Regions from separate parts of the Homo sapiens genome. Here all the other regions are linked to region 2. Evidence: chromatin loops called from intact Hi-C (ENCODE). Cell type or tissue: ascending aorta. All regions are shown on one strand. Each heading gives the region's core, and the rest is flanking DNA. Links, peaks and the distances in the headings are about the cores only.

The links. A loop is a pair of places that touch in the nucleus more often than their neighbours do. Peaks named below come from ENCODE experiments on the same cell type or tissue, not always from the same donor. Only the 100,000 strongest peaks of a DNase experiment are listed, where the experiment ranks them.
Region 1: a loop joins it to region 2, with 8 times the contacts of the local background. A loop is called at or near these places in 2 of 110 quality-filtered maps.
Region 3: a loop joins it to region 2, with 2.1 times the contacts of the local background. A loop is called at or near these places in 2 of 110 quality-filtered maps.

What each region holds. Positions count from the first base shown.
Region 1 is chr20:13,666,206-13,676,737 of GRCh38, reverse strand. No RefSeq gene overlaps it. Among named protein-coding and RNA genes, the nearest start is that of TASP1, 33 kb to the right of the region's middle. In ascending aorta, for the core only: no CTCF peak of the experiment used is centred there; a DNase peak (open chromatin) is centred at 4,547; H3K27ac peaks cover 2,500 bases.
Region 2 is chr20:13,735,628-13,746,159 of GRCh38, reverse strand. The region is part of intron 9 of ESF1 (ESF1 nucleolar pre-rRNA processing protein); the gene reads left to right. Among named protein-coding and RNA genes, the nearest start is that of ESF1, 44 kb to the left of the region's middle. In ascending aorta, for the core only: no CTCF peak of the experiment used is centred there; a DNase peak (open chromatin) is centred at 6,219; H3K27ac peaks cover 2,500 bases.
Region 3 is chr20:13,681,819-13,692,350 of GRCh38, reverse strand. No RefSeq gene overlaps it. Among named protein-coding and RNA genes, the nearest start is that of TASP1, 48 kb to the right of the region's middle. In ascending aorta, for the core only: no CTCF peak of the experiment used is centred there; no DNase peak of the experiment used is centred there; H3K27ac peaks cover 2,084 bases.

The sequences.
Region 1 (10,532 bases), core at 3,552-6,051, 68 kb after region 2:
TCATGAAAGAAAAAGTATTGCAATGTCAATAAATTTAGAGAATACTATATACTATAAACAATTTTAGAGTATCACTGCTGTCCATTAAACAATAGGGACTTAGAGAAGTCTGCACTAGAATAACTAATTGTTTCATCTGGAGTCTTAATCTAGGTTATTCTAGAAAGCACAGCCCGAGATAAGGGTTTGTGTGAAAGTAGTTTTGTTTGGAGACAGGGTCTCGCTCTGCCACCCACGCTGCAGTGCAGTGGCACAATCACAGCTCACTGCAGCCTCGACCTCCCTGGCTCAAGAGATCCTCCCACCTCAGCCCACACCCCCAAGTAGCTGGGACTGCAGGAACATGCCACCACACCCAGCTCATTCTTTAATTCTTTAGATAGTGTCTTACTATGTTGCCCAGGCTGGTCTCAAACTCCTGTGCTCAAGTTCTCCCACTTTGGCCTCCTAAAGTGCTGGGATTACAGATATGGCCTGATCTGGTTTTTGTTTTTGTTTTTTTGAGATAGGGTCTGACTGTCACCCAGGCTGGAGTGCAGTAGCAAGATCTCATTTTGCTGCAATCTCTGCCGCCTGGGCTCAAGTGATCCTCCCACCTCAGCCTCACAAGTAGCTAAGACTATAGGCGTGCACCACCACACCAGGCTAATTTTTGTATTTTGGTAGAGACAGGGTTTCACCATGTTGCCCAGGCTGGTCTCAAATTCCTGGACTCAAGTGATCCATGTGCCTTGATGTCTCAAAGTGCTGGGATTACAGGTGTGAGCCACCATGCCTGGCCCTATATTTATTTATTTATTTAAAGACAGAGTCTTATTCTGTTGCCTAGGCTGTAGTCCAGTGGCACAATCTTGGCTCACTGCAATCTCCACCTCCCAGGTTCAAGCAATTGTCCTGCCTCAGCCTCCCTAGTAGCTGGGATTACAGGCGTGTGCCACCACGCCCAGCTAATTATTGTATTTTTAGTAGAGACAGGGCTTCACCAAGTTGGACCAGGCTGGTCTTGAACTCCTGACCTCAGGTGATCTGCCCACCTCGGCCTCCCAAAGTGCTGGAATTACAGGCATGAGCCACTGTGCCCGGATGTTTTGTTTTTAAAGTGATCCTGAGGAGCAGGAACAGCAGAAAAGAGAAAGAAAAAATAAGCCAATCCAAGGGTGTGCTATTGAGTCAATAACCACTGTAGGGCTCTACATGGATAGTGCTCCATGGAGGAGCTGTGTAGAAGGCACCTCAGAATTTCTACCTGAGAGAAATTTTCTTTCTTTTCCTTCCTTCCTTCCTTCCTTCCTTTCTCTCTCTCTGTCTCTTTCTTCCTTTCTCTTTCTCTTTTTTTCTTTCTTTCTTTCTTTCTCTTTCTTTCTTTCCTTCCTTCCTTCCTTCCTTCCTTCCTTCCTTCCTTCCTTCCTTCCTTCCTTCCTTCCTTCCTTCTTTCTTTCTCTTTCTTTCTTTCTTTCTTTCTTTCTTTCTTTCTTTCTTTCTTTCTTTCTTTCTTTCTTTCTTTCTTTCTTTCTCCTTCCTTCCTTCTGTCTTTCTCTCTCTGTCTTCCTTTCTTTTCTTTTTCTTTTTTTTTTTTTCCGAGATGGAATTTTGCTCTTGTCGCCCAGGCTGGAGTGCAGTGGTGCGGTCTTTGCTCACTGCAACCTCCACCTCCCAGGTTCAAGCAATTCTCCTGCCTCAGCCTCCTGAGTAGCTGGGATTACAGGTGCCCACCACCACACACCTGGCTAATGTTTTGTATTTTTAGTAGAGATGGGGTTCCGCCATGTTGGTCAGGCTGGTCTCAAATGCCTGACCTCAGGTGATTTGCCTGCCTTGGCCCCCAAAGTGCTGGGGTTACAGGCATGAGCCACCGACTGCACCCAGATGAGAAATTGTTTTCATTGGCTCCATCCCACATTTATCAAAGCTTTCCCCTTAGATGTTACCTCTTTCACGTGTCCAGGATTGTACATGCATTAGAAGCACTCAACAGACTCCTGAAGGCATCCCAGCCTGCAGTGACAAAGAAGCCCTGAGGCAGAAAACAGGAGGAGCATAGTATGGCTGAGATGAGGTCCATGGCTAGTTGCCACAGCAATGGCTGGAGTAAAACTATGGGCTGAGGAGATGTGGCCTGAGGCACAGGTATGTTTGATGGGAGGTAACATTTCTCAAACTTGTCTGCTTGAGGACCCATATTTCAAATGGGGCCTATCATTATTCCATGTTGCACAGAACACACTTGTGGGTGCATAGGTCTAAATGCCCACCAAAGACAGTGTTATACTAAAGCAATACAGACCACCTTCTCCCAGTTTTCATGCCTAATTTCTTCCAGACTGTGTTCTTTCTGACCTTCCTGCTGAGTCCATCTTAGCATTGAGCATCCATTGGAACACATGGGCACAGAATCTCCTGCCCCATATATACACTTCTCTGCAATTCCACCACTAAGGATTCTAGCCTGTGGGGACATAGTTAATTGTCTACATATGTATTAGTCCATTTTCATGCTGCTGATAAAGACATACCGGAGACTGGGCAATTTACAAAAGAGAAAGGTTTAATGGACTTATAGTTCCACATGGCTGGGGAGGCCTCACAATCATGGTGGAAGGTGAAAGGCATATCTCACATGGCAGCAGACAAGAGGAGAGAGCTTGTGCAGGGAAACTCCCTTTTTTAAAACCATTAGATCTCAGCCGGGCACGGTGGCTCACACCTGTAATCCCAGCACTTTGGGAGGCCGGGGTGGGCAGATCACAAGGTCAGGAGATTGAGACCATCCTGGCTAACATGGTGAAAGCCCATCTCTACTAAAAATACAAAAAATTAGCCGGGCGTGGTGGCGGGTGCCTGTAGTCCCAGCTACTCGGGAGGCTGAGGCAGGAGAATGATGTGAACCCAGGAGGCAGAGCTTGCAGTGAGCCGAGATCGCACCACTGAACTCCAGCCTGGGTGACAGAGCGAGACTCCATCTCAAAAAATAAAAAAAAAAAACAAAACCATTAGATGTCATGAGACTTATTCACTATCATGAGAGCAACATGGGAAAGACTCACCCCCATGATTTAATTACCTCTCACTGGGTCTCTCTCACAACATGTGGGAATTCAAGATGAGATTTGCGTGGGGACACAGCCAAACCATATCAATATAGCATCCATTTCTCCTTTTCGCTTCCTAACAGCACCCCATATGTGATTTGGGTGACAGTGGTTCTATTCTTGGCTCAGGAGAGCAGGTGGTTTAAGGCAATTACTGCATTTCATCTGGGGGCCCTAGTGACTGGGTTATGATGTTCTGGATGTGGATGAGAGGGCATGTTACCCCAGTTTTATTGATAACCACCTTGTGACCATATAGAAAGCCATCCCTGAGGTGAAGCCAACACTGTGGCAGGTAAAGTTAAGGTTGAAAGACTTAGGGGGACCTGGGTCAACATTTGCCTGAAGTTCAACTTACCGCCAGATTTCTCAGTTATGTATGCCAATAAATCTTCTTTGTGGCTTAAGCCATTTGAGTTCATTTTTCTGGGTTTTTTTTTTTGTAATTGATTGCACACTACTTGATTGCTTTGAAAAGGATAACTACATTTCAGACTCATATAGGCCTCAAAAGATCAGTGGCATGAGGCCTCATTTTTCAGTATGTTCCTAAACTATAGAAGAAATAAGTATTTATTTGGCATAATTTCACTATTTTTCCCCTGAGCATACATTTTCTCACAAGTGTAGAACCTCAATACCCTTCCAGAAATCTGGTCAGAGGTGTGTGAGAGGTCATTTTCTAAGAAGAGATATCTCAAACTGAAAGATAGTCTACAAAATAACTGGCCCGAAATAACTGACTTTTAGAAGTGCCAAGGTCATGAAAAATGAAGGATTGAGTAATAGCCCTAAATTAAAGCGTCTAAAGAGACATAACAACTGAATGCAACACGTGATACTCAATGGGATCTGGGACCAGAAAAGGGAGATTAGCAGGACAACTAGTGAAATTGGAATAAAGTTTATCACTTAGGTAATAGTAATGAATCAATTAATGTTAATTTTCTGATTTTGGTAACTGATTAACTAGTTACATAAGTTGTTAACTTTGGGGGAGCTTGGTGAAGGCTGTACGAGCATCTTGGTACTATTTTTGTGATTTTTTGAGAGTTGGAAATTCAATTGAAAAATAAAGTACAGGGTTAGAGCGGCCCTTTTTTAATGCATTGATTAGAATTTCCACTGCTATGATATCTTACAAATACAGAGAGAATGTGGGTCTCTAAGACTTCTCTGGCAATCCATTCATTAGCAAGACTCAGAATTCACAGGTCTGCCCTGGAAGACACTAAGCTGAAGGCAAATCTATATTTTTCATGCCTTATTAAGGAGATCTGACTTGGTCTTGGAAGAATGCAAAAAATGTTTTGTTATGGGAGTAAGACATATGTCAATCCAGAAAATTTTTTAAGAGCAGGCAATTTTTCAAATAAGACTTTTAGTCTCAGATTAGAGAGGAAAAGGATTTGGCAGAGAAACGCTGAGGAGACTCATCTGAGTGGGTTGTTTTGGCAGCCATGAGTGAGTTGTAAGCCAGCATTTAGAATGGGTGAGTCTGGAAAGTAGATTTGGTGGAAAAAGAGGATGATTCATTCACCAATAATAATAGTAATAAATACTGCTGACAAGGTACTTTTAATTAGCAAATGGAAAATAAGCTCAAGACACATACACCAAGTCCCTTAGAAGTGAGGTCAGAACAAATTCTCTTCAAAAAATGGGAACATTTGTAGTAGCTCCTGTTCCTGGAATTTATTGACAGGTTTTTTTTTTTTTTGCAATGTGGGAGATATGTTCTCCTCTCTTTCAGAGGAAATCCAATTGCTTCCCCATTGAGTTAATATGAAGATTATTCTGGAATGTATCAAAAGAGCACTGCACAGTATATTTCTTTCTTTCTCCAAGTACAAAGAAGTATCCGAAGTTTTATTTTTCAGAATCATTAGCTGATTCATATTCTGTAATCGGAAAAAGAGGCCAGAACAAAATTCTGGGAAGTGAGCTCAATCAAAACCCTTAATTTGGAAACTTGTTTGGAGAATTTCCTGCCCCAGAAAGAGCCATTGCCTGGGGTGGAGGGGATGTCACTCTCAGGACACTGGGGGAGAAGGGTTAAAGTTCTGTCCATAAAACCTTGAATTTCTTAATCAGAAGTGAGGCATCCTATCTTCCATAGGATCATTTCTGATTACCTTTTTCTACCTTCTAACAACAAATTCCCTAAAATTTCCTCTTCTATTCCTTTTGTTATCTCCCTTTTTTCTTTGTCATCTTCAGCCTTCTTTGATCCCATCTGTAGAGTTTCATTTTGTATGATTCTAAGGAATAAGATGTTGGGAAAAGAAAGAAAAGAAAAGAAGAAAGAAGAAGGAGGAAGAGGAGGAGAAGGAAGAAAGGAAAGAAGGAAGGAAGGAAAGAGACAGCAGACAATAAGCATTAAAAGTCTTCCTTCCCTTGAGGCTTTGTAGATCCTCCAACTCCAGCTTCAGGTCCCATCCAGAGTTTGGTATAACCACAAAAAATCATTATCATTTGATCATTCTCCTGTGAGCCAATGCTGATTTCCAACCTGTTTCCACCCATTGGTCCTTCTTTTATACCCTGGAGGACCTGGGGCTGATTGGATTATTGTTTCTGATTCTTCACTGTTTAAAATAGAATTTTTTGCCAAGTAACTTTCCAATGCCTCTCAGCAAAATATAGGCAGGAACTTCTGCTTTAAGGTCTGACATGTTAGGATCTTAGAAGTCACCACTCTGTCCCAACAGCAAGTAAAAAGCTGAACAGAATGAAAAATCAATAACTCTTCATAGATATATCAGAAAAGTGAGGTCACAGGGCAAGCAGCTGCCCCCAGAACTGAGGAGATAGATAGGCAGATACGGAGAATCACAATTTACAGGGGCAGAAAACTTAGCTGGCACCAGTACTAGGATGGGAAAATCTGAACTGTAATTGATGAATTGCTGGAGGCTCAGTGTGGACAACTCTGAGATTCCAGGGTCCCCCGGAGTTTAACAGGGTGGGGGACTCACAGTTTTGTGAGGGGGCGGGGGACCCATGGTTTTGTGAGTTTTATCTACTGAGTCTCTACAAGGTGTGAATCTTAGAGAAAAAACCCCTTGTGCTTCTGGCAGGTGGAGGAGAATAGAAACCATTTTAAAATACACCAGAGAATTCTGTTCTTTCTAAACAGGCCTGCTCTCAAAATAAATGATTTTATTAGAGTTCAACCTTCTGGGGCTTCATCAGAGCCTAATCTACCTGAGACAGGGGAAATACCCAGCTTCAGCTAGCTCCAGCCATCCTGTCCCACCTAAGGGGGGAGGGGTCCTGAGAAGCACTGTTGAAGTTCACAGTCTGGGGCACAGGCTCACCACAAGACTGAGACCTAATCAAAGGATATAGAGCTTCCCCTCCCCCAACAACTCATCACATTAGTAAAGTTCCATTTATTGCAGTTCTTCTTAACCAGTGCATCATATTTACCTTTCAACAAAAAATTACAAGACATACTAAAAAACAAAAACACAGTTTGAAGAGACTGAATATCAGAACCAGAATCTGATATGGCAGAATTTTAGAATTATCAGACTGGGAATTGTTAAAACACTGATGAATATGCTAAGGGCTCTAATGGAAAAAGTAGACAACATACAAGAACAGATGGATAATGTAAGCAGAAAGATGAAAATTCTAAGAAAGAATAAAAAAAACTTCTAGGCCAGGCGAGGTGGCTCATGCCTGTAATTCCAGCACTTTGGGAGGCTGAGGCAGGTGGATCACCTGAGGTCAGGGGTTCGAGACCAGCCTGGCTAACATGGTGAAACCCCATTTCCACTAAAAACACAAAAAATTAGCTGGATGTGGTGGCACATGCCTGTAATCCTAGCTACTCAGGAGGCTGAGGCAGGAGAATCGCTTGAACCCGGGAGACAGAGGTTGCAGTGAGCCAAGAGATTGTTCCATTGCACTCCAGCTTGGGCAACAAGAGTGAAACCCCAAACTCTTGAAAAGAACTTCTACATATCAAAAGCACTAAAACAGAAATGAAGAATACCTTTGATGGGCTCATTAGTAGACTGGACGTGGCTGAGGTAATAATCTGTAACATTGAGAATATCTGAGTAGAAACCTCCAAAACTAAAAAGCAAACAGAAAAAAGACTGGAAAACAAACAAACAAACAAACAAACAAACACAGAACAGAATATCTGAGAACTGTGGGGCTACTACAAGTGATGCAACATACATGTAATGGGAATACCAGAAGAAGAAAAAAGAAAAAGGAATAGACACAATATTTGAAGCAATAATCACTGAGAATTTTCCTAAACTTACGCCAGACACCAAACCACAGATTGAGGGATCTCAGAGAACACCTAGCAGGATAAAAGCCCCTCCCATCCCCCCCCCAAAAAAAAGAAAGAAAAAGAAAACAAAAACCAAGAAAACCCCTATACCTAGGAATATCATATTCAAACTTTAGAAAATCAAATATACAGGAAAAATCTTGAAAGATGCCAGAGGAAAAAACACATTTTACCCACAAAGAAGCAAAGATAAGAATTACATCTGACGTCTAAGAAACCATACAAACCAGAAGAGTAGAATAAAACATTAAAACTGCTGAGAAAAGAAACACCAACCTAAAATTCTGTACTCTGAAATTATCCTTCAAAAGTGAAGGAGAAATAGAGTGTCTTAGAAAAACAAAAATTGAGAGAACTTGTTGCTAATAGCTCAGCCTTGCAAGAAATACTAAAATAAGCTGTTTAAGCTGGGCGCGGTGACTCACGCCTATGTTCCCAGCACTTCGGGAGGCCAAGGCAGGCAGATCACCTGAGGTCAGGAGTTAAAGGCCAACCTGGCCAACATAGTGAAACCTCCATCTCTACTTAAAATACAAAAAAATTACCCAGGCATGGTGGTGCATGTCTGTAATCCCAGCTACTTGGGAGGCTGAGGCAGGAGAATCGCTTGAACCCGGGAGGCAGAGGTTGCAGTGAGCCGAGATCATGCCATTGCACCCAAGCCTGGACAACAGAGTGAGACACCATCTCAAAAAAAAAAAAAAAAAAAAAAAAGACCATTATGGATCAAAAAACAAGACACAACTACAGATAGTCCCCAATTTATGATGGTTCAACTTACAATTTTTTGACTTTACGATGATGTGAAAGTGATATGCACTCAGTAGAAACTGTACTTCAAATTCCTGTATAAACCACTCTATCTTTTGCTTTCAGTACAGTCTTCAATAAATTACATGAGATATTCCACACATTATTATAAAATAGGCTTTGTATTAGATTATTTTGCTCAACTGTAGGCTAATTTTTAAGGTAGGCTAAGCTATGAGATTTTGTAGGTTGGATGTATTAAATGCATTTTTGACTTACGATAAACTATTCTGGGTTTATCAAGACATAACCTCATCATAAGTTGAGGAACACCTGTATATGTTGTCCACAAGAAACCCATTTAGAATATAAAGACACATATAGATTAAAAGTAAAGAGATGGAAAAAGATATGCTATGCTAGCATTAATCATAAAAAATGGGAATAGGCCAGATGCAGTGGCTCACACCTGTAATCCCAGCACTTTGGGAGGCCGAGGTGGGTGGATCACACGGTCAAGAGATGGAGGCCAACATGGTGAAACCTTGCTCTACTAAAATTACAAAAATTAGCTGGGCATGGTGGCTGGACGTCTGTAGTCCCAGCTACTTGGGAGGCCGAGGCAGGAAAATCACTTGAACCCGGAAGGCGGAGGTTGCGGTGAGTCAAGATCATGCCACTGCACTCCAGCCTGGCGACAGAGCAAGACTCCATCTAAAAAAAAAAAAAAGTGGGAATAACTATATTAATTTCAGACAGAGCAGATTTCAGAGCAAGGAAAGTTATCAAAGATAAAGAGGGGTACTACACAATGATAAAAGGTGAATACACCAAGAAGACAAACCAGTCCTTAATGTGTATGAACCTAATAACAGAGCATCAAAATATGTGAGGCAAAAACTGATAGAACAGCAAGGAAATAGATGAATCCACTATTACAGTTGGAGGCTCCAACATCCCTCCATCATAAATAAACAGATTCAACAGGCAGAAAATCAATAAGGACTTAGTTGAACTGAACAGCACCATCAATGAACTGGATATAGTTGACCTCTATAGGTTAATTTATCCAACAATTGTAGATTACATATTTTTTTACAGGTTCAAATGGAGCATTCACCAAGATAAACCACATTCTGGGCCATAAAACTTACATTAAAAAATGTAAAAAAAAATAAATTATGCAATGTTTATTCTCAAACTACAATGAAATTAAAACAGAAATTAAAAAAAAACACAGAAACATAAAAATATAAAAAACACTTGAAAAAACACAGGAAAGTTCAGGCACGGTGGCTGACGCCTGTAATCCCAGCACTTTGGGAGGCCGAGGTGAGTGGATCACTTGAGGTCAGGAGTTTGAGACCAGCCTGGCCAACATGGTGAAACACCGTCTCTACTAAAAATACAAAAATTAGTCAGGCATGGTGGCATGCACCTGTAGTCTCAGCTACTCGGGAGGCTGAGGCAGGAGAATCTCTTGAACCTGGGAGGCAGAGGTTGCAGTGAGCTGAGATCATGCCACTGCACTCCACCCTGGGCAACAGAACAAGACTCTGTCTCAAAAAAGAAAAAAAAAGAAAGAAAAAGAAAAAAGAAAAAAAACGAAGGAAAATAAAAGAACACTTGAAGATTTAATAACACACTTTTAGGTCAAAGAGGAATCCTCAAGAGAAATTTTAAAATATTTTGAACTAAATTAAAATACAACTTTTTTTTTTCTTTTGAGATGGAGTCACCCAGGCTGGAGTGCAGTGGCACAATCTCAGCTCACTGCAACCTCCGCCTCCTGGGTTCAAGCGATTCTCCTGCCTCAGCCTCCCGAGTATCTGGGATTACAGGCACCTGCCACCACGTCCAGCTAATTTTTGTATTTTTAGTATAGATGGGGTTTATCCATGTTGATCAGGCTGGTCTCGAACTCCTGACCTCAGGTGATCCGCCCGCCTCGGCCTCCCAAAGTGCTAGGATTACACGCATGAGCCACCACGCTTGGCCAAAAATACAACTTATAAAAGTTTTCAGGACGCAGTGAAGGCAGTACTTGGAGGGAAATTTATATCATTAAATGAATATATTTGAAAAGAAGGATCTTAAATCAGTCATCCAAGCTTCCACTTTAGGAAACTACAAAAATAAGAGCAATTGAATCCACAGTAACCAGTAGAATAGACAGAATGTATACCTTATCTCATTTGTCTTTGAACTTGGCCATGTAATTCACTTTAAACAACGGAATGTCATCAGATATATGAGCAGAGGTTGTAAGTGTGCTTGTGTGGTTTGGCGTGGCCTCTCGTGCTTTTGCCATCTTCATAAGTGTGCCCTTAGTAGCTGCTCTTTCTAGAATGAAAGACATTTGGAGCAGTCGTAAACCG
Region 2 (10,532 bases), core at 4,961-7,460:
AACCCCATCTCTAATAAAAATACAGAAGTTAGCCAGGCATGGTGGCACACACCTATAATCCCAGCTACTTGGGTGGCTGAGGCTTGAGAATCTCTTGAGCCCAGGAGGTGGAGGTTGCAGTGATCTGAGATCACATGCTACTACATTCCAGTCTGGGTGACAGAGCGAGACTCTGTGTCAAATAATAAAAATAAAATGAACACATACAGCCACAGACATTACCAGTGTCTGCAGTCCTCTGTGTGACTTCCCAGTTATGTATTAGTCATTCTTTTTCTTTTCTATATAGTTTTACCGCAGATACATCTATTCCTAATAGTCTATTTTGTAGTTTTGTTAATTTTGAACTTTATAAAAGCATCCTCTGTGTATTCTTGTCATTTGCCTTTTTAAAAAGTAAACATTCTGGGCCAGGCATGGTAGCTCATGCCTGTAATCCCAGCACTTTGGGAGGCTGAGGTGGGCAGATCACCTGAGGTCAGGAGTTTGAGACCATCCTGGCCAACATGGTGAAACTCCGTCTTTACTAAAAAAATACAAGTTAGCTGGGTGTGGTGGCAGGTGCCTATAATCCCAGCTACTTGGAAGGCTGAGGCAGGAGAACCGCTTGAACCCGGGAAGGGGAGGTTGCAGTGAGCCAAAATCTTACCGTTACACTCTAGCCTGGGCCACAGAGCGAGACTCCATCTCTAAAAAGTAAAAAATAAAATTAAACATTCTATTTTTGAGAGTTAGCCATATCCATATATGTGTATATGGTTCATTCATTTTCATGGCTACAGAGAATTCCATTGTATAACTTATCACAATGTATCTGTTCTATTGCTCATTATTATACTTTATTTCTGTTATGAAACAGTGCCTTTGTGAATATTCTTGGATGTATCACGAAGATACGCATGGAATTTCTTGGATACATGTAGAATTTCTTGGTTGTAACATGCTCGTAATTACCTCTACTAGGTCATGTGTTTTCCCAAATGCTTGTGCCATCTTATACTCTCACCAGTAGTGTGAGTTCCCATAGCTCTTTATCGTTACCTTTAACTGATATTATCAGGCTTTTTCATTTTTGCCATTTGAGTACATAAGTAATGGTGTCTCATGGTTTTAGTATGTGTATTCCCAGATATTGAGAGTTCCTACTGTATACCAGACTCTGTTCTTGTCATAGAGTATTGAACAGAATAGACAAAGGTCCAGGCCTTCAATGGGCTCTGCAGTCTATTGTGTGTGGCCTGGGGAGGGAGAGAAGTTAGTAAACAAATAGGCAAAATATATGCAATCTCAGGTGGTGATTAAAGCTTGTGGAAACAAAAGCCTAAAGCCTACATGGGGAATAGGAAGTTTATGGTTGGGAATGAGTAGCAATTTAAACTGGATAGTCAGGGAAGGCTTCACTGCTACAGTGACACTTCAGCAAAGACCTAATGGAAATGACAGTAGTCACCATGTGTTATCCTAGGAAAGAGCATTTCAGGGAGAGGAAACAACAAATGCAAACGCCCTGAGGGGGAAACATTACTGATGTGTCCAAGAATAATAAGGAGGCCAGTGTGGCTGGAACACAGTTAGCCAGGGTATGGAAAGCAGAAGATGAGGTCAGAGAGGCAGCCAAATCACAAAGGGTTTTCTACATCTCTGGGTGGACTTTAGCTTTCACCCTGTGTGAGATGGGAAATGGAGATGATGTCACCTGACTTCAGTTTTTAAAGAAATACTTAGGCATTTCCCTGGTTACTAATGAGGAGGAACAGTTTGTTTTTCCTCATATGTAGAATGTCTATTCATGTATTCTTTGTCTTATTGATTCTGATTCCTAGGAGTTCTTCATATATTCTGGGCTGGTCTTTTATCAGTAATGTGTTTTACAGGTGTCTCTTCCTGGTTTGTGATTTTACTTTCTTTATAGTGTCTTTTGAAGAACAGAAGTGTGATATGGTCAAATTCATTAAACTTAACCTCTTTATTTTTAAGTATCTCTGGTGTACATAATTGGAGTAATCATAATCTATAGATTAAGACAGTCTCTCATCAATGGTCCGGCATGGGCCTCTTTTTATTGATTGGTTTGTTTGTTTGTTATAATGAATAAGTGAACCCACCACCCACTACGAAAGCTAGAACCTTGCAATAACTTATATTTACCTGTTTGATCCTCCCCTGCCACTCCATACTTGAGGAAACCATTATCCAGATTTCAGTATTTATTCATTTACTTTCCATTGTATATAGTTTTTTAAAAATATTTAATTGACAAAGATTGAATATATTTAAGCTATACAGTGTGATGATTTAATATACATATTCATTGTGTAATGATTACTACGTGATATTAACACATCCATCACCACCCATTCTGTACGCTAGATCCCAGAACTTATTCATCTTGTGACTGAACATTCCTATTTTTTGACCATCTCCCTATTTTCCCCACCCTAAAGCCCTTGGCAACCATTGTTTTACTCTTTGCTTCTGAGTTTGACTTTTTTAGATTCCACATATAAATGAACTCTACTAGGTATTTATCTTTCTGTGTCTGCCTTCACCGAACATAATATGTTCTCTAGGATCATCTGTGTTGTCACAAATGGCAGGATTTTCTTTTTTGTGGCTGAATAATATTTTGTTGTATATATGTACCACTATTTCTTTATTAATTCATCTGCTGATGGACACTTAGGTTGTTTCCCTATCTTGGTTATTGCGAATAATGCTGCAATGAACATAGGGGTTCAGATGTCTCTTCAAGATACTGATTTCATTTCCTTTGGATATATACCCAGAAGTGGGATTGCTGGATCTTATGGTAGTTCTGTTTGTAAGTTTTTGAGGAACCTCCATGCTGTTTTCCATAATAGCTGTACCAATTTATAATCCCACCAACCGTGTACACACCCTCACCAGCATTTGTTATCTCTTGTCATTTTTAAAATACCCATCCTAGCAAGTGTGAGGTAATACCTCATCATGGTTTTGATTTGCATCTCTGATACTCGTGATGTTGAGCACCTTTTCATATACCTGTTGGCCATTTGTATGTCTTCTTTGGAACATTGTATATAGTTTTATATAACTTATAAATATTCTTAAGAGATAATGGGTACATAAAAAGGAATGAAGTGCTGATACATGCTACAACATAGATGAACCTTGAAAATACTACGCTAAGTGAAAGAAGATGGTCAACAAGACCACATATTTTATCAAAAGTATCCAGAACAGGGAAATCTATAGAGACAGAAAGTAGGCTAGTGGTTGCCACAGGAGGGAGGGCGGGAACAGGGTTTCTTTTTGAAGAGATGAAAATGTTCTAAAATTGTGGTGGTATTTGCACATATCTGTGATATTAAAGTTGTTAACTTTGTTAATGTGGGAGGAAGTGTGGGTGTGTTTGGGATACTTTTAAATCATTTTGGGACTGATTTTTTTTTCACTTAATATTATATTGCTAAGATTTATTTTGTGTAGCTGTAGGTCATCCATTTAACTTCTATACTATAGTTTGTATATTCATACTCCTGTCACATTTCAGTTGTTCTTAGGTGTTACTATGATGAATCATGCCATTAGGAACATTTCTATGCATGTCCCCTAGTACACGTTTAAGTTTTTCTGGGTATTTGTGTTAGGAGTATAATTGCTGAGTCATAAGGTATATGAATGTTGAACTTTTTTTTTTTCTTTTTGAGACAGAGTCTCACTCTGTTGCCCAGGCTGGAGTGCAATGGCGTGATCTCAGCACTGCAACCTCCATCTCCTGGGTTCAAGCAATTCTCCTGCCTCAGCCTCCCAAGTAGCTGGGATTACAGTCACTCACTACCACACCCAGCTAGTTTTTTTGTATTTTTAGTAGAGACGGGGTTTTGCCATGTTGGCCAGACTGGTCTCAAACTCCCAAGTAGCTGGGATTACAGGCGTCCACCACCACACCCGGCTAATTTTTTGTATTTTTAGTAGAGACAGGGTTTCGTCACATTGGCCACGCTGGTCTCGAACTCCTGACCTCAGGTAATCCACCCGTATTGGCCTCCCAAAGTGCTGGGATTATAGGCATGAGTCACCACACCTGACCATGAATGTTGAACTTTATAAGGGTGGTGATATTACTTGACATTTCCACCAGCAGTACTTGATTTGCATTTCTCTTGTCACCAATGAGATTGAACATGTGTTTCCTTCTCTGTGAAATACTAATAGATGTTTTTTGGCCATTTTTCTGTTGTACTGTTTGTGCTTTTCCTGTTGGCTTTTAGCAGCTCTTTATTTACTTCTGATACTGATCCTTTGTCTTGTATAAGACAGCTAATATCTTCTAATTTGTAATTCCTCTCTTCTCCCACTTTCTTCTGTCATCTAATGAACAAGAATACTTGATTTTAATATTGTCAGATTTATCTTTTATAGTTAATATTTGCTGTTTTATCTAAGAAACTCTTTTTTGTCCAGATGAGAAGAATGTTCCCTTTGATTTTTTACTAAAAGATGTAAGGTTTGGGACATTTAAGTCCTTGAGTTGTTTTTTTTAATATGAGGTAGGGACCTGATTTTATCTTGTGCCATATAGAAAATCTTTTTTATCTTGTTCCATTTGTTGAATAATCTCTCCTTTCCTCTAGTAATGTGACATGTCACCTCTCATGTACCAGAGTTTCAGAACTGTGGGTTTGTTGCTTGGCTCTGTGTTTTACTGGTCAGTTCGTCTGCCTATCCCTAGACCAGTACCACACTTCAGAAAACTGGATGAAGAACATTAACGACCACCACATCTAGCCCACCTGTAGGCCAGCTTGTATGGGGGTTCTGTGAAGAAAATGAACTAAAATGCAAACCAAAAGCAACAATTGAAAGGACTGTAGTATGTGGTATCCTTGGTGGAGAGCCAGGTTTCAGTTAGAACAAGATAAAGAAAATGCTCAGAGATATAATGAGATTCTGCTGATGATGTACTGTGAGTTCCACAGAATTTAGTGATAGAGAGTTGGCAGGGAATGGGGCAGAAGAATTGATGTATTGTTACCTTCTGGGGATGAGAACATGGGATATTAGGGGGACAAGATGATTAGGGGCTTTTTGCAGTGACCAAAATGAATAGGGAGAAAAGGCATAAATAGATTATTCCTGGTGGGATGATTCCTGGGGGCAGATTGTGATAGTGAGGCTGTGAATATTGAGGATTAGGGAGGGAAGGGTATTGGCTATTATCTTGGATGCACCAAGCCAGTCCCCGTCTTAGCCTCTTTCTGGGAAGGGGCAATTTTACTGTGAGCTCACAAGACTTCCTCTTGACTCCTGTGCAAGTCAGGAAGCCAGTGTGACTAAAGAACAAGTATTTTAATACCTCAGGGCCCACTTTTGAATCCTGTCAGGAGAGATGTGGTCTTGCTCTACAGTGTTGTCTTGGGTACCTGGCTTTTAACATATTTTAGGTGTTCTAGAGTTGCACTCTGATGTAGGTCATTTTTTGCTTGTTAGCTTTAATCTTGCTTGGAATTAAATACCCAAAATACTGAAGATTATCATCTTTTGTTAGTTCTGAAAACTTTTCCACCATTTTCTCTTAGAATATTACATTTTCCCAATCTTCTCTGTTTTCTCCTTCTGGAAATCCTGTTTAATATGTGTAGTACATTCTAACTCTGAATCTGATAACTCATATTTTCCATCCCTTTGAATCTCTACAACGTGCTGGGTAATTTCTTCACTTTTGTTTTTCAGTTCATTAATTCTTTCTTTACCTCTGTCTAGTGTGCTGTTTATTTTTTTTCTAGTCTTATCCTTTTGTTAGTCTGATCTTTTAATTTCTTCTTTTGTTTTTTAAAAGTGCTGATATATATTTTGTATCTGATAATTCCAATATTCATAGTCTTTATGGTTCTTATAGTTTGTTTCTGTGAAGTTTGATTGTGATCTCATTGTTCTTGAATCTTTCTTTACCTAAGGGAATTGCAGAAGCCTGTGTCAAAAGTACTTCTTTTAAAAAATATTTGCCAGATGCCTGAGGGCACTTCCAATCCAACACCAATTGAAGCTGAGTTTTTGGATTGGATTATTTTGGGCCACACAAGTAGTGTGAATTCCAGCCACAAACCCAGGGGTTTGTGGTTATAAATCTATGGGGGAAAAATGTATTTTTACTTCCCTCTTTCTGCCCATAACCAAAGCCCAAACAGGCATGTGTTCTCTCTGATTTGTGGGGGAAGGGACATCACCCACTGAGAGCACCCTTAAGCATCTTGGCTTAATGTAGTGGTCTCTGCTGGGACCTCCCACCGTGATCAGGCTTCAAACTCTGTGTGCTGGCTTCTTGGCCAGCAACCCATTACAACCAAAGATCCATATAAGACCATAGCAGATCAGTGTTTGTCCCCAAGGAAAACTCCTTGCTTCTAATCTAGTTTGATATTTCCGTTTGAGCTTTCTTTTTTTTTTTTTTTTGAACTTTCTTACTGTGACTGGATTCCAAGAAATTCCTTTTGTTTTCTTACATCTAAAAGTTTTCATTTATTTTTGACCTTGTCCATAAACATGTATAAAAATAACAATAGAACAAGTAGTTCTTCAGTCTTCTTTGCCGTAAACTAATTAGCAGAATGACTTCACCAGACTTGGCCAGAATTTTAGTTTATCAGTACTAGGATAGCTTGATATTGTGTACATTGTGATTACAAACTACTTGAAAGACAAAGAAAACATACAAATAAAGTACAGGCAAATACAGGAAACAATAGCTCCCTAATGAGGCCCAAATGTTGTTTTGTATTTGAAGTTAGCTTTTAAGAATATTTGATTCTAAGAAGCAGGGGCAGCTTGATTTACAGTAAACTAAATATGATTGTAAGTGGAAGACATCATTTCAAGGGAGAGTAAAAGGCGATTTGGAAGAAGAGTATGATAAGCTCAAATTCAAGACAAATGTAAAGCAATTTCTACCCAGTTAAATAGCTTTTAGACAATCAGCAACAAAAAAAAACGTGTTCATTGATCACATACTTTGGGCATATTTTCTATGGATGCTTCACTGAATGTTTTGGAAGATATAGAATTGAGGGTTATATAAGAAGCAATTGCCTATCTAAGCAGCTTCCTGTACCCTCATCCTTATTATCCTTATGACTGTGTTTCTGTATAACACTATTCTCATAGTGTTAAGTGCACCCAAAGAGTATTTGTTGGCTCTGCCTGATTGGTCATTTTTGCTATTTACTATTGTTCACAAGGCTAGTTATTTTACTTTTTAATTTTAAGCATTGTTGTTCCTAGTCTGTAAGGTTGGGAACAAATTTGACTCATTTTTTTCTTTTATTTGCTTCTTTATTCAGCAGACATTTATAAGGTGCGTGCTGTATGTCACACCTTTCACTGGCCGCTAGAGTTACCAGCAAGAGAAAAACAGGCTATGACCTTTGCCCTCATGGAGCTTGCAACCTGTTAAGAGAGATACCCATTAATAATAATTTTTACAATTCCACAAATGAATATATAATTCCAACTGTGACAAATGCTAGAGAATAAAAGACCATAGTACTGTAAGAGTTTAGGAGAGGCTGGGCACGGTGGCTCATGACCGTAATCCCAGCACTTTGGGAGGCTGAAGCAGGAGGATCATTTGAGCCCAGGAGTTCAAGACTAGCCTGGGCAACATAGTGAGACTTACGTCTCTATAAAAAGTAAAATAAATTAGCTGGGTATGGTGATGCACACCTGTGGTCCCACTACTCAGGAGGCTGAGGTGGGAAGATTGCTTGAGCCTGGGACATCTAGGCTGCAGTGAGCTGTGATTGCACTACTGCACTCCAGCCTGGGCAACACAGCAAGACCCTGTCTCAAAAAAAAAAAAAAGTTTAGGAGAGAGGGATTTACAGAAGTTCATACAAGAAATTGTAAGATCCTGAACCAAGTTCAAAACCCTTCAGATCTTCATATGTTTTATTTGAAAGATTGATCACTTGGCTTATCCAATATGCTTTAAGGATATCCTATGCACATAGTCACCCTACTTTACCAAGGAGGAAAAAATGGCCCTGGCAAAGATCCCGTTTACTTATCTGGACCAAATATCCTGTGACCCCTGTTATGTGAGTGAATGTGTCCTTCCTTCTCCCTACACCATTGGGGTGGAGAGTTTGAAGGAGTGTCTTTGATGACACTGTTCCTCAGGGCATGGCCAGTGGTTTTCCTCTAAAAATCCTTATACTCTGTTCGGCCAAGTGTGGTGGCTCATGCCTGTAATCCTAGCACTTTGGGAAGCCGAGGTGGGCGGATCACCTGAGGTCAGGAGTTCAAGACCAGCCTGGCCAACATGGCGAACCCTGTCTCTACTAAAAATACAGAAAAAATTAGTCTGGCATGGTGGCGTGCGCCTGTAATCCTAGCTACTAGGGAGGCTGAGGCAGGAAAATCGCTTGCATCTGGGAGGCGGAGGTTGCAGTGAGCAGAGATTGCACCATTGCACTCCAGCCTGGGTGACAGAGCAAGACTCTGTCTCAAAAAAAAAGCCTTATACTCAGAGTGGATTCCAAATTTGAAGTTTTGGTGGCAGTGGTGGTGGCTGGTTAGATTTTAAAAGCTACTTTTGGAATTGAGTGTTACAGAGTCAGGTTTAAATAAAGAGTGCTGGTTTCAGCCTATATCAGAAATGTTTAAATATACATTTTGTTTTTATAACCAAAGCCGATTATAGTACCTAGTGGAGTTATTTTAAGTTGTTCATCTCCTGCCCTTTGAAGACTTTTCAGATATTTCAAATGAATAAGGTAGGCAGAATGTATACTCTTATTTTTGTGTGTTTTGCAAGGATATTTAAAAATATTTTTATATGTATGCAAACTGCCAGAATAATTCTGAATGGATTGTGCTTAAATTATTATTGTCATAATTGAGTCATCTATGTTTGTGGTTGGCTGTGAAAGATGTTTTTGCCCCTTATTTGTAGGATTATTGATGTTATTTTTAACTAATTCAGAAGTCCTTGGATATGCACTTAAAATTTTTTAAACAAATTTGTGCAAAACTAAAAGCAGTTACAATGAAGTTGTTTTTCAGTCACATAGTGGCTGCTCTCAGAGGCTAAAACTGTCTCTGAAGAATGTTCTCGTACTTATGCCAAGAGGCTTCTGGGATGGGCATATTTTTAAGAACTTAGAACATAAACAGCTGTGATCTGTGGCAAGAGATTTAAATGACCTCATGATGACAACAAGAACAAAGCATTTTTTAAGTTATCATGGTGGTGTGTGAATTCATTGCAATGTGTTTCTTATGCTGCTATTTGGGTGTATTAAGTGAGAGCCAGGCAAAAAAAAATTACAGACTGTATTAAACTGAAGATACTGTTTCTTTATTGTTGTAAACAAAGTACCAGAAAAATATTATTTCCTAAGAATAAACATTTCACGAATTATTTTAGAGTTATAGGTCCTTTTCTTTTTTGTTTTTAACCACATGAACCACTTGAGGATCAAGGCCATTTATTTCGATCCTAAAGTTTTGATTCATTTTCTGTTAGAGAGAATATGTTCCAAACATGAAAGATCAAACAGATGGCTTGAAATAAGAATCCCTCCTTTAAGACAGATCAATTAAGTGTTTATTAAGTATTTACTATGTGTCTGGCACTATGCTAAATATTATGAAATACTAAAGAAGGTGACTTTAAGCTGCTTTTGGTCTAGTTAGAAGAAAGGACTGCTCAGATGAAACTTATAAATTGGGAAGACATATAATCAAGCACCAAGTAAAATACCATCACTTATGTGGTTCAAATATTGACATAGCCCTTTTTTTTAGAAATGATTTTTAATGATTGTCTAGAACAGTGATTCTTAGCTAGAGGTAATTTTGCCCCCCAAGAGGATATTTGGCAATGTCTGGAGACATTTTTTATTATTACACCTGGAGTTACTAGCATCTAGTGGATAACCAGAGATATTGCTGAATAACTTCCAGTGCACAGGATAGCCCGTCACAACAAAGAATTATCTGGTCCAAAATAACAATAATACTGAAATTGAGAAAACCTGATGTAGAACCTACAAATGTCAATGCTGTTAAGCTTCAAAGTTACAGGAATGGACTTTCATCTTCCCCCAGGCTAGACCTCTTCAGCTCCTATAAATGTTCTTTACCTTAAGCTCTTGGATCATTACACAGAGATGATCTTTGGATAGTCATAAACCTCCTGAACATTGGATGCAAGTTTTTCCAGTACAGTGTTAGAGTCCATAACTTTTATCAAAATCTCATGCTATCCATCCCTCCAAAAAAGGTTGAGACACATCAACCCAGTCCTCTAGTCACCTAAGAGACAACAACATAGAACCCTCCTTAGCATCATGGTGATTCAGAAGTAGAGCTTGGATCAAAATCAGAAAATAACTTTTTTGGTGAAAAAATTTCTATATTAGTTTAGTATTTTGAAGTAATACAATCTTAATGCATGAGGAAATTATAGTAGAATACTTCAAAGAGTATTATTTAAACATCATGTAATAATACAACACTGTACATTTAAAATTTTAGACTGAACTGAT
Region 3 (10,532 bases), core at 3,438-5,937, 52 kb after region 2:
AGAGTGAGAGAGAGATTCACTGTTTTTTGTTGTTTTTGTTCGTTTGTTTGTTTGTTTTTGAGACGGAGTCTAGCTCTGTCGCCCAGGCTGGAGTGCAGTGGCGCAATCTCGGCCCACCGCAACCTCTGACTCCCAGGTTAGGCGATTCTCCTGCCTCAGCCTCCCGAGTAGCTGGGATTACAGGCACCCGCCACCATGCCCAGCTAATTTTGTATTTTTAGTAGAGACAGGGTTTCACTGTGTTGGCCAGGCTGTTCTCGAGCTCCTGACCTCATGATCTGCCTGCCTCTGCCTCCCAAAATGCTGGGATTACAAGTGTGAGCCACCACGCCCGGTGGAGAGCCTTGGCCTCCCAAAGTGCTGTGATTACAGGCATGAGCCACCAAGCTCAGCCCATATTCAATATTTTCAGAGACAATCAAATGGTATTAGTTCTTAACAACTTTCCTGGTAATTTTGCCCATGACATGAGATGTGAGTTTATTGAAAACACTACATCTTCACAAGAAAATTGTGTAAGTCATTCTAGGAACAGATAAAGGTTTCCATGTAAGTGAATTTTCAGTTAACTTCAGTGGGTTCCGTCCAACTAATCTACTTTCCTATTCAGATGCTAAAAGAATAGTAAATAAAGCTGAAGAGTTAAATTCCTACCCGTTTCCACTTTGGAGCAATTTCATACAGTACTGCTATGAACACTTTTGAAATGCCTATGGTGGACATAGACAACCGTTTCTGCTGGGTACATACTAAGACAGGATTTGCTGGGTCACTAGGTACACATATACGTATATCCATATATCCCTTGGAATGACGGAAAATGAGGAAAGCAATGCCTTTACAGGGCAAAGGACAAGTTGTTATTAGTAGCTTCCCAAGCCTTATTGGACTCTTGAAAGAGGCATATGGCTACCTGAAGGCAGGATTTAGATTTAGGCGTATGCAGAAAAGAGAAGTCTTTTTTATTTTTAAATCATAAAGCAACTTGACCAAAAAGACAGTTTCTGTAATCTCAGAACTGAGCTTTGCCTGGAACAACATAAACCTCTTTCTGCTTCACTGTACATCACAACATCCAGATTCCCTGGAAGCAGGTCCCATTAAATTACTTCCTCTGCTTGGAAAGCTTAGATCTGCGTGGCTGGCTCCCAGTGTTTCTTTCTTTTTTGACTTAGCACTAGGCTTTGTTCTGGACAGCAGAGGCTATTTTTCATAATTTGTTCCTCTCTGGAGCTTTTTGGGTCAAAGATCATAAGCTGGGAGTTGGCAACACACAGTAGTAGAAATATCATCTCCATTAGGATTGCTATGGTGCCATGGAGAAACTATGCTTCCTGTTGGGTTGTACTGTTGTGCTTGATTATATTTTAACAACCAAGGGTACATTAGATGGGATAAACTGTTCACTGAATATCTCTGGAGGCACTGACATTGTTTTCCATCTGAATATTTTTCCTTCTGTATATCATTCATGCAGCCCTAGAAGACATCAAGCAGCTGCTTAAGAGAGTATAGGCCACCAATTTTTAATAACTCTGGAAAACAAGTAGGGTAAGCATTTTTATTCTCATTTCACCAGTGGGGAAACTTGAAACTTGGAGAAATTATGTAATTTTCCCCAGATCATACAAATAATTCATAGCAGAAATGGTATTAAAAGTAATACCACCTCTCTCTGTCCACCAAATCACTGTGAAATGCCCCAAAACAGAATTTAAGCATGCTGGGTCCAGGTTATCTCATCAAGCATGGCCATTTGGCCAGAATCAACCAAATTCATTTTTCAATATTTATTAAGTTTTAATGATGTGCAGAGACCCATTTTAATAGTTGGCCAATATGGGGCCAAACCCTCAGATTGATTATGTTCATAGACACAGTGATATTCCATTTCTTCCACTGATCAGTTTTCTTAGCTTCAGTGGATGATAATTATCTTTCTAGGTGTGGTGGAGTCTAATCTTATAAATCAGCAACACTTCCCTCAAAATTCTTTAAGAAAAAAATTCTATTGCTGTGGGAATATTTTAAAAAAGAAAGAAAAACAAAATGTCTTTTAGAAAAATATTCCTTGAAAGTCCTTTAGGAAAATTATCTTTAGAGCCTTTCAGAAACATGCCACTTTGGAGAGTAACATATTCAATAAGTACTGCTTGGCCAGTTATTTCTCCAGCCATTTCTGTTCCTTTTGTTGAGTACCAGTTAAAGCTGGTGTAGGGCCCTCTTTTATGAAATGTATACTAGAATCATGTTATAGTTGGCAAGATGCTCATACAATGGGAGGAAAGACAGAACCAAGCTGGTTAAGGGAAGAGCCATTCACACCTGCCATCTCAGATGGGGGGCAGAGCCACCCAAGTAATTTACACTGTTATTGTCCTCTTATATGAGCTAAGTGTCCATGTGATGTAACTTCACTGTGTTCAACCTCTTCCCTGAAACTTAGGCCACTGCTGTTTTTTCTCTTTTCACTATTCTAGTGTGAGGTCTTAGTGAACACTCTTTGGCTGTAAGTACAAGAAGCCAACTCAAACTAATATAGATTAAAAGGAGGAATTATAAAGATATGGAATCATCTGGCCAAACTGGAAGATCAACATGATGGACATTCATTGATTTTCTTTCCAGCATACACTTCTCTTACCAGTAGTTCTAGGTTTCTTTTTGGGAATCTGTGTGCATCTGGCGATGCTGACTCCAGCTCTAACTCTAGGGATGAAACATGTGACCTAGATCCATCCAGTCATCATAATCCATCCCATCCCCCACCCCCACTGGCCATAGTGATTGATGCAGAGACAGGCATGTGACCTTCGTCAGTCCAATCAGGGTGACTCATGGAACTGCAGTGGGAATTCTGCATCTCTTTCCTCCTAGATAATAGAAAGCTAGCATATATCTCTGAGGGCTTGTGGCAACCATCTTGACCTTAGCATAATGAAGAGATGCAAAAACATCAGGTCCTTGGGGATATGTTTGATCCAATTGATCAAGTTTCACCTGAAATGAGATTCCTCTGTCTCTTTAGTCATATAAGCCAGCGGTCCCCAATCTTTCTGGCACCAGGAACTGGTTTCATGGAAGACAATTTCTTTCACTGAATAGGGCTTGGGGCATAGTTTCAGGATGAAACCGTTTCACCTCAGATCATCAGGCATTAGATTCTTATAAGGAGCGTGCAAACTAGATCCCCTGCATGCACAGTTCACAGTAGGTTTCACGCTCCTATGAGAAGCTAATGCTGCCGCTGATCTGACAGAGATAGAGCTCAGGTTGTAAGGCTCACTCACCCCTGCTCACCTCCTGCTGTGCGGCCTGGTTCCTAACAGGCCAGGGACTGGTACCGGTCCATGGCCCAGGGGTGGGGGACCCCTGACATAAACCAAAAAAAGTATTTTTCTTTCTCTCTTCCTGTTCTCCCTCTCTCCTTATTTCTCTCTCTCTCTTTTTCTCTTCATCTCTCTCTCCCCTTCTCTTCTGCCCCTCTTCCTGTCTCTCTCTTCTTTGTCCCCTCCTCTCCTTTCCCCTCTCCTTTTACTTTTAAGACATGTTCACTGACCATATAGCCAAACATAGTTCCCCCAAATGATGGAAAGTTCCTAAATTCACCTCAGTTTAAGTGAACATCACATTGAATTAGAATGTGTTGCACCAATCTCACATTTCTAGAAGCAAGAATTTGATTGCTCCAATCCACAGTATCCTGGAGGGAAAAGGAAGAGAGTGAAGAGATTTGAGAAGCAGAAGGAAATGCAAACTCCACTGCTGATCCACCACAGCAGTTATATAGTGGGAAGTAGGCTAGACCTCAGATTAAACTGGATCCTGATTAACCAGGTGAGTCAAGAATCCCCAGATCAAAATGAACTGAAGGTGATAGAATTTTTTTGAGGTTGTCAGCAAATACATTCTCTCATTACTTGGTTTTTCTTCAACAAAAATGGGAAGAAACAATGTGCTTTTGAAGAAGTGTATGCGGTGCAAGATTTCACCAAGTAAACCAAAGGCAATTCCTAGAAGCCTTTCGAAAAGAAAATGCTGAAATTCCTATGACCACAAGAGATGAAGGATGGATGGCAGGAAGCAGACGGTAAAGAAGTAAAGAACAGTGTTTGTGTTTTCCAACTTCTGTTCAGATGGTTGCAAAAAATGATTACCGTTGATTTAGGAAAGGTTTGGTTTTTAAAATTAGAATTCTTTCACAGTTAAAGGACTGTGAATTTCTTTAAATCTGGCACACACAAAAACACTTCTGGTTCAAGACCCTGTATTATGATTATCCTGTTGCAGTGGCAGACACTGTTCAGGAATGTTCTGTGCTTAGCTGAGCTCATTCTTCTATTTCAGAAATGTTTCAGATTCTTATTCATTTCAAGTTTGCTTGCGGACAGGAGAGCTTTGAACTTCAGAAAATTTTACTTGGTCTTGTTTCAAAAAGTTATTGTTAATGAGCAAACTTTTTCCGTAGATCCAAAAGACTGCATTTTGAGAGATATTTAAAAATTTTGTGGTAGTCAGGATTCTTTCAAGTTGACAGAAACCCAATCTAAACTAGCTTAAATACAAAAAGGAACTTACACATCTGAGAAGTCTAAGTGTCATATTATTCATAGATTTTCAGAGGGGACTTATATTTTAAGTCATAAATAGACACTAACAAACACCAAGTTTTCATGTGTTCTATGTTTACGGCAGCACTATTCACAATAGCTAGAAGGTGGAAACAGCCATAGATACATCAACAGATGAATGGATAAATGAATTGTGGTATATCCATAAAATGGAACATTATCTGGGCCGGGCGCGATGGCTCATGCTTATAATCCCAGCACTTTGGGAGGCCGAGGCAGATGGATCAACTGAGGTCAGGAGTTCGAGACCAGCCTGGCCAACATGGCAAAACGCCATCTCTACTAAAAATACAAAAATTAGCTGGGTGTGGTAGCACATGCCTGTAATCCCAGCTACTTGGGAGGCTGAGGCAGGAGAATCACTTGAACCCGGGATGCGGAGGTTGCAGTGAGCTGAGATCGCATCACTGCACTCCAGCCTGGGTGTCAAAGCAAGACTCTGTTTCAAGGAAAAAAAAAAAAAAAAAAAAAAAAGGCCGGGCGCAGTGGCTTATGTCTGTAATCCCAGTACTCTGGGAGGCTGAGGCGAGTGGATCATCTGAGGTCAGGAGTTTGAGACCAGCCTGGCCAACATGGTGAAACCCGTCTCTACTAAAAATACAAAAATTAGCCAGGCGTGATGGTGGGTGCCTGTAATCCCAGCTTCTCGGGAGGCTGAGGCAGGAGAATCGCTTGAACCTGGGAGGCGGAGGTTGCAGTGAGCTGAGATCGAGCCACTGCACTCCAGTCTGGGGATAGAACGAGACTCTATCTCCAAAAAAAAAAAAAAAAAGGAATATTATTCAGCCGTAAGAATAAATGAAGTACTGATACATGCTATAGCATGGATGAACCTTGAAAACATGCCAAGTGAAATAAGCTAGACACAAAAGGACAAATATTGAATGATTCCATTTATATGAAATATCCAGAATAGGCAAAGTCATAGAGACAGAAAACAGATGTGTAAAGGCTGTGAAGAGGGGATGGGGATAACTGGAACACTTGGCATGGGGTTTCCTTTTGAGATGATGAAAATGTTTTGGAATTAGGTAGAAATGGCGCTTATACAACATTGTGAAAGTATTACATGCCACTAAATTATTCACTTTAAAAATGGTTAATTTCATGTAAATCTCACCTTGACAAAAATGAAAAGGAAAGGAAAACTTTTTTTTTTTTTTTTTGAGACAGAGTCTCGCTCTGCTGCACAGGCTGGAGTGTGGTGGAACAATCTTGGCTCACTGCAAACTCCATCTTCCAGGTTCAAGTGATTCTCCTGCCTCAGCCTCCCAAATAGCTGGGATTACAGGCGTGTGCCATCATGCCCAGCTAATGTTTTGTATTTTTTGTAGAGACAGGGTTTCACCATGTTGGCCAGGCTGGTCTCAAACTCCTCAAATGACCTCAAGTGATCCAAAAGTGCTGAGATTACAGGCATAAGCCACCATGCCCAACCACAAATAGATTTTTAATAGTTAAAAAATACTATGATCATACTGTGATCATAATTATACATAATTATACCAGTGTTCTAATAATTAGTTTCTTTATTTTTAATTTTGAAATAACATTTCAGACTTACATTAAGGTTGCAAGAATGGTCTAAAAAACTTCCATATGCCCTTCATCCATATTCCCCAACTGTTAAAATTTCACCACATCTCCTTCCTTCCTTCTCTTTTTTCTTTCTCTCTCTCTTTGTGTCTCTTTCTTTTCTTTTCTTTCTTTCTCTTTCTTTCTTTTTCTTTCTTCTCCTTCCTTTCTTCCTTCCATCCTTTTCTGTCTCTCTTTTTCTTTCTCTCTTTCTTTCTCTCTCTTTTTCTTTCTCTTTTTCTTTCTCTCTCTGTCTCTCCTTCTTTCTCTCCATCTCTCTTTCTCTCTGTCTCTTTCTTTATCTCTGTTTCTCTTTCTCTTCCTCTGTGTCTCTTTCCTTCTTTCTCTCGGTCTCTTTCTTCTTCTTTCTTTCTTTGTCTCTCTGTCTCTTTCTCTCCGTCTCTCTTTCTTTCTGTCTCTCTCTTTCTCTCTGTCTCTTTCTCTCTGTGTGTCTCTTTCCTTCTCTCTCTCTCTTCTTTCTTCTCTCTCTCTCTTTCTCTCTATCCCTATGTATATATATATATATACCTCTATATAGAGATGCCTATCAAGTATGTGTGTATATTTATATACATATTTATATTATTATTTTAGTTTTGAGGAGGCTGCACCTCTGGTGTTCTTTAATTCTTTGAATAATGGTGGAAATTGAGAGGGAGGGGCAAGCAAAATATAAATCATGCTATGGTCTTAATGTGTCACCTCCAAAATTCAGGTGTTACCAATGTGCTGGTATTAAAGGTGGGGGCTTTCAGAGGTAATTAGGCAATGGGAGTTCCTTCCTCATAAATAGTATTAAGGCCCTTACAGAAGAGGCTTCGCAGAGTGCTTGGCTAGCTTGCCCTTCAGCCTTCTGCCATGTGAGGATGCAATATGAAGATCCTCACTAGACCAAATGCCAAGCCTTGATCTTGGACTTCCCAGCTTCCAGAATTGTGAGAAATAAATTTCTGTTCTTTATAAATTATCCAGTCTCAGGCATTTTGTTATAGCAGCATGAATGGATAAGAAATTATAACAAGCCTCTGCCTTGTCAAGTGAACCCTAAATGTGTGGTTTGGGGGCAGAGCAGCAGAATGGGGGAAGGGTGAGAAGATGGGATGAAAGAGGAAGTTCTCAAACCACCTTGCCAGTGATGGGTTGTTGCCAAGATGAGAGCTGTGGCCACCAGCATGGGAAACAGAGGACATGATGGCTCTCGTCCAGCTCCCTGAATACGATGGCCAGCTAATCAACCCACCAACCCCTTCAGCCCACATTTCTGGTGCTTCTTTGTGCTGTGTTTGCTGTCCTCTGCTTTTGAAGATGACACTACCAGTTATTCTCCCCAGCTGGGAGTGCAGGTGTCACCGATAAGACCAGTGGGGCCCAGCAGTCTTCCCACACTGGGAACATATGGTGTTTCCTCTTTGTTTTGGGGCTGTGGTTGCCACACAAAGTCTGGTGTCGGATGAAGTTGGTTTTAAGACTTGAGAGTTGGCTCCTTATGAGTCATCTCATTTCTCATCCTTCCATGTGCAGGAGCCTCTCTAAGCCATTGAAAATACTTTTCCACCATCGCAACATGTTCTGTGGAGCTCTCAATCATTGTGTGCAAATATATTCCAGCTTTATTCATACCAGTGCTGTTTATGCAATTGATTCTATAAAGGTGCACATACTTTCAGCTGTTTTAAGGCAAGATTATCTTTACAGGTGCTTTATTCGTCGATCTACAGAATCCATTGAAGAGTTATTTTTAAAATAAACACAATTGCGTATGGAATAAAATGAAGAGCTTAACAATATTAATTCATCATGAGACTAGCCATCACAGCTTTCATGCTTGTAAACGTGCATTGATGACTTGAGTTTAAACCACTTCTACCAGTGACAACTCAGCCATGTCCTGATCACAGGCAAATCACACAGAGATTTGTGTTTACCAAGCATTGGGAAGGTGTAACTTTCTTTAGTTTTGCTCCCTTAAAAGCAGATCCTGAGATAGGAATCTGAGTGACAGTAGTCTGTTTACAACGAGATTCCAGGAAGCACCAATAAAGGAGTAGGGGAGTGTGTCAGGGAAGAGAAGACAGGCAACAAAGGATGTGTTTGTTGATAGGCAGGTTACCACTGTAGGCAACTAGGGCTTAATCCTACTAGGATGTTCTTGCAGAGAGCACAGAACAACCACTTTGAAGTGATCACACCTGAGGGCTAAGGAAGCTGGGCTATTGATGTAACATTATTTGAGGGCTGCTCAGGAGCTTGTCTGACTGCCAGCAGAGTGAAGTAGAATCTGGTGTAGCCAAGAACTCTTCAGCCAAAGAGATTTGGATGTTGGTTGCTGAAATTTAGGTGAGCCTACACTGTGGTAGAAATGCTCAAGGGAATATGTTTGTATCTGCTACATAGGAGGTAGGCTGGGTTTATAGTTTTACCATTTTGCTGCTTGAGAAACAAGTTTAGAAACATTTAGTGATTTTCCCAAGGTCACGTGCAAGTTCTTTCATTTAAAATCCAACTCAATCTGGCACAAGCAAAAGAGAACATATTGGCACACGTAGCTAAAAAGCTCAGGGATAGGTTGTCTTAGTCTGTTTTGTGTTGTTATAACAGAATGCCTGAAGCCAGGTAATTTAGACACAATAGAAGATTATTTGACTTACAGTTTTGGAGGCTGGAAAGTCCGAAGGTATGGTGACAGCATCTGGTGAGGGCCACATAAATGGTGGAAGGCTGAAGGGCAAGGGAGGGTGAGAATGAGACAGAGAGAAATCAGGTTGAATCTATCCTTTTATCAGGAGCCCACTCCCATGAAAACTAACCCACTCCCACAATAATGACATTAGTCCATTCATGAGGGTGGAGCCCTCATAACCCAATTACCTCTTAAAAAGTTCACCTCCAGAGGCCGAGGCAAGAGAATTGCTTGAACCCGGGAGGCGGAGGTTGCAGTGAGCTGAGACATGCCATTGCACTCCAGCCTGGGCAACAGAGCGAGACTCTGTTTCAAAAACAAAAACAAAAGCCTCACCTCCCAATACCATTGCGTTGGCAATGAAATTTCTTTCTTTCTTTCTTTCCTTTTTTTTTTTTTTTTTTTTTGAGACAGCGTTTTGCTCTTGTTGCCCGGACTGGAGTGCAATGGCGCAGTCTCAGCTCACTGCAACCTCTGCCTCCCAGGTTCAAGCAATTCTCCTTCCTCAGCCTCCCAGGTAGCTGGGATTACAGGCACCCACCACCATGCCCAGCTAATTTTTATATTGTTAGTAGAGACGGGGTTTCACCATGTTGGCCAGGCTGATCGCAAACTCCTGACCTCAGGTGATCCACCCACCTCGGCCTCCCAAAGTGCTGGGATTACAGGTGTAAGCCACCGTACCCAGCCGGCAATTAAATTTCAACATGATGCTTGAAGGGGGCATTCAAATCATAGCATAGTTCTTCAAGTTAGGTGGGATTCAGGAATTCAAACCATGATATTAGCACCATAGTCTAACCACTCTCTTCTGAATACTTTCATATATTAAATCAACAAATATCTACTTCCCGAAAACCAAACCAAAGAAGTAGTCGACAGGACACTTTATAAAAATAACTCCTTAGCCGGGCGTGGTGGCTCATGCCTGTAATCCCAGCACTTTGGGAGGCTGAGGCTGGTGGATCACCTGAAGTCAAGAGTTTGAGACCAGCCTGGCCAACATGATGAAATCCTGTCTTTACTAAGGATACAAAATTAGTTGGGTGTGGTGGCAGATGCCTGTAATCCCAGCTACTTGGGAGGCTGAGGCAGAAGAATCACTTGAACCCGGGAGATGGAGGTTGCAGTGGGCTGAGATCGTGCCACTGCACTCCAGCCTGGTGACAGAGTGAGACTCCGTCTCAATAATAATAATAATAATAAATACATAAATATAACTATTCATTCCTGTAATCCCAGCTTTTTGGGAGGCCAAGGTGGGACAATTGCTTGAAGCCAGAAGTTCGAGACAACATAAAAAGACCCTGTCTCTACAAAAAAATACAAAGAATTAGCCAGGCATAATAGTGCATACTTTGCTACCTTGCTACTTAGGAGTCTGAGGCAGGAGGATCTCTTGAGGCCAGCAGTTTGAGGTTGCAGTGAGCTATGATCGTGCCACTGCATTCCAGCCTGGACAACAGAGTGAGACCCTGTCTGTAAAAAAAAATAAAAAACTCAACAGAGAAAGTGAATTGTCTGTGGACAAATTATAAATTAATTTAAAATAATTAAACATTAGTAAGAAAATAAATAATAATAAAATAATGTGAGCATATATCTATTTACAAGTAGAGAACCTATGACAAAATTGAAAACTTGAA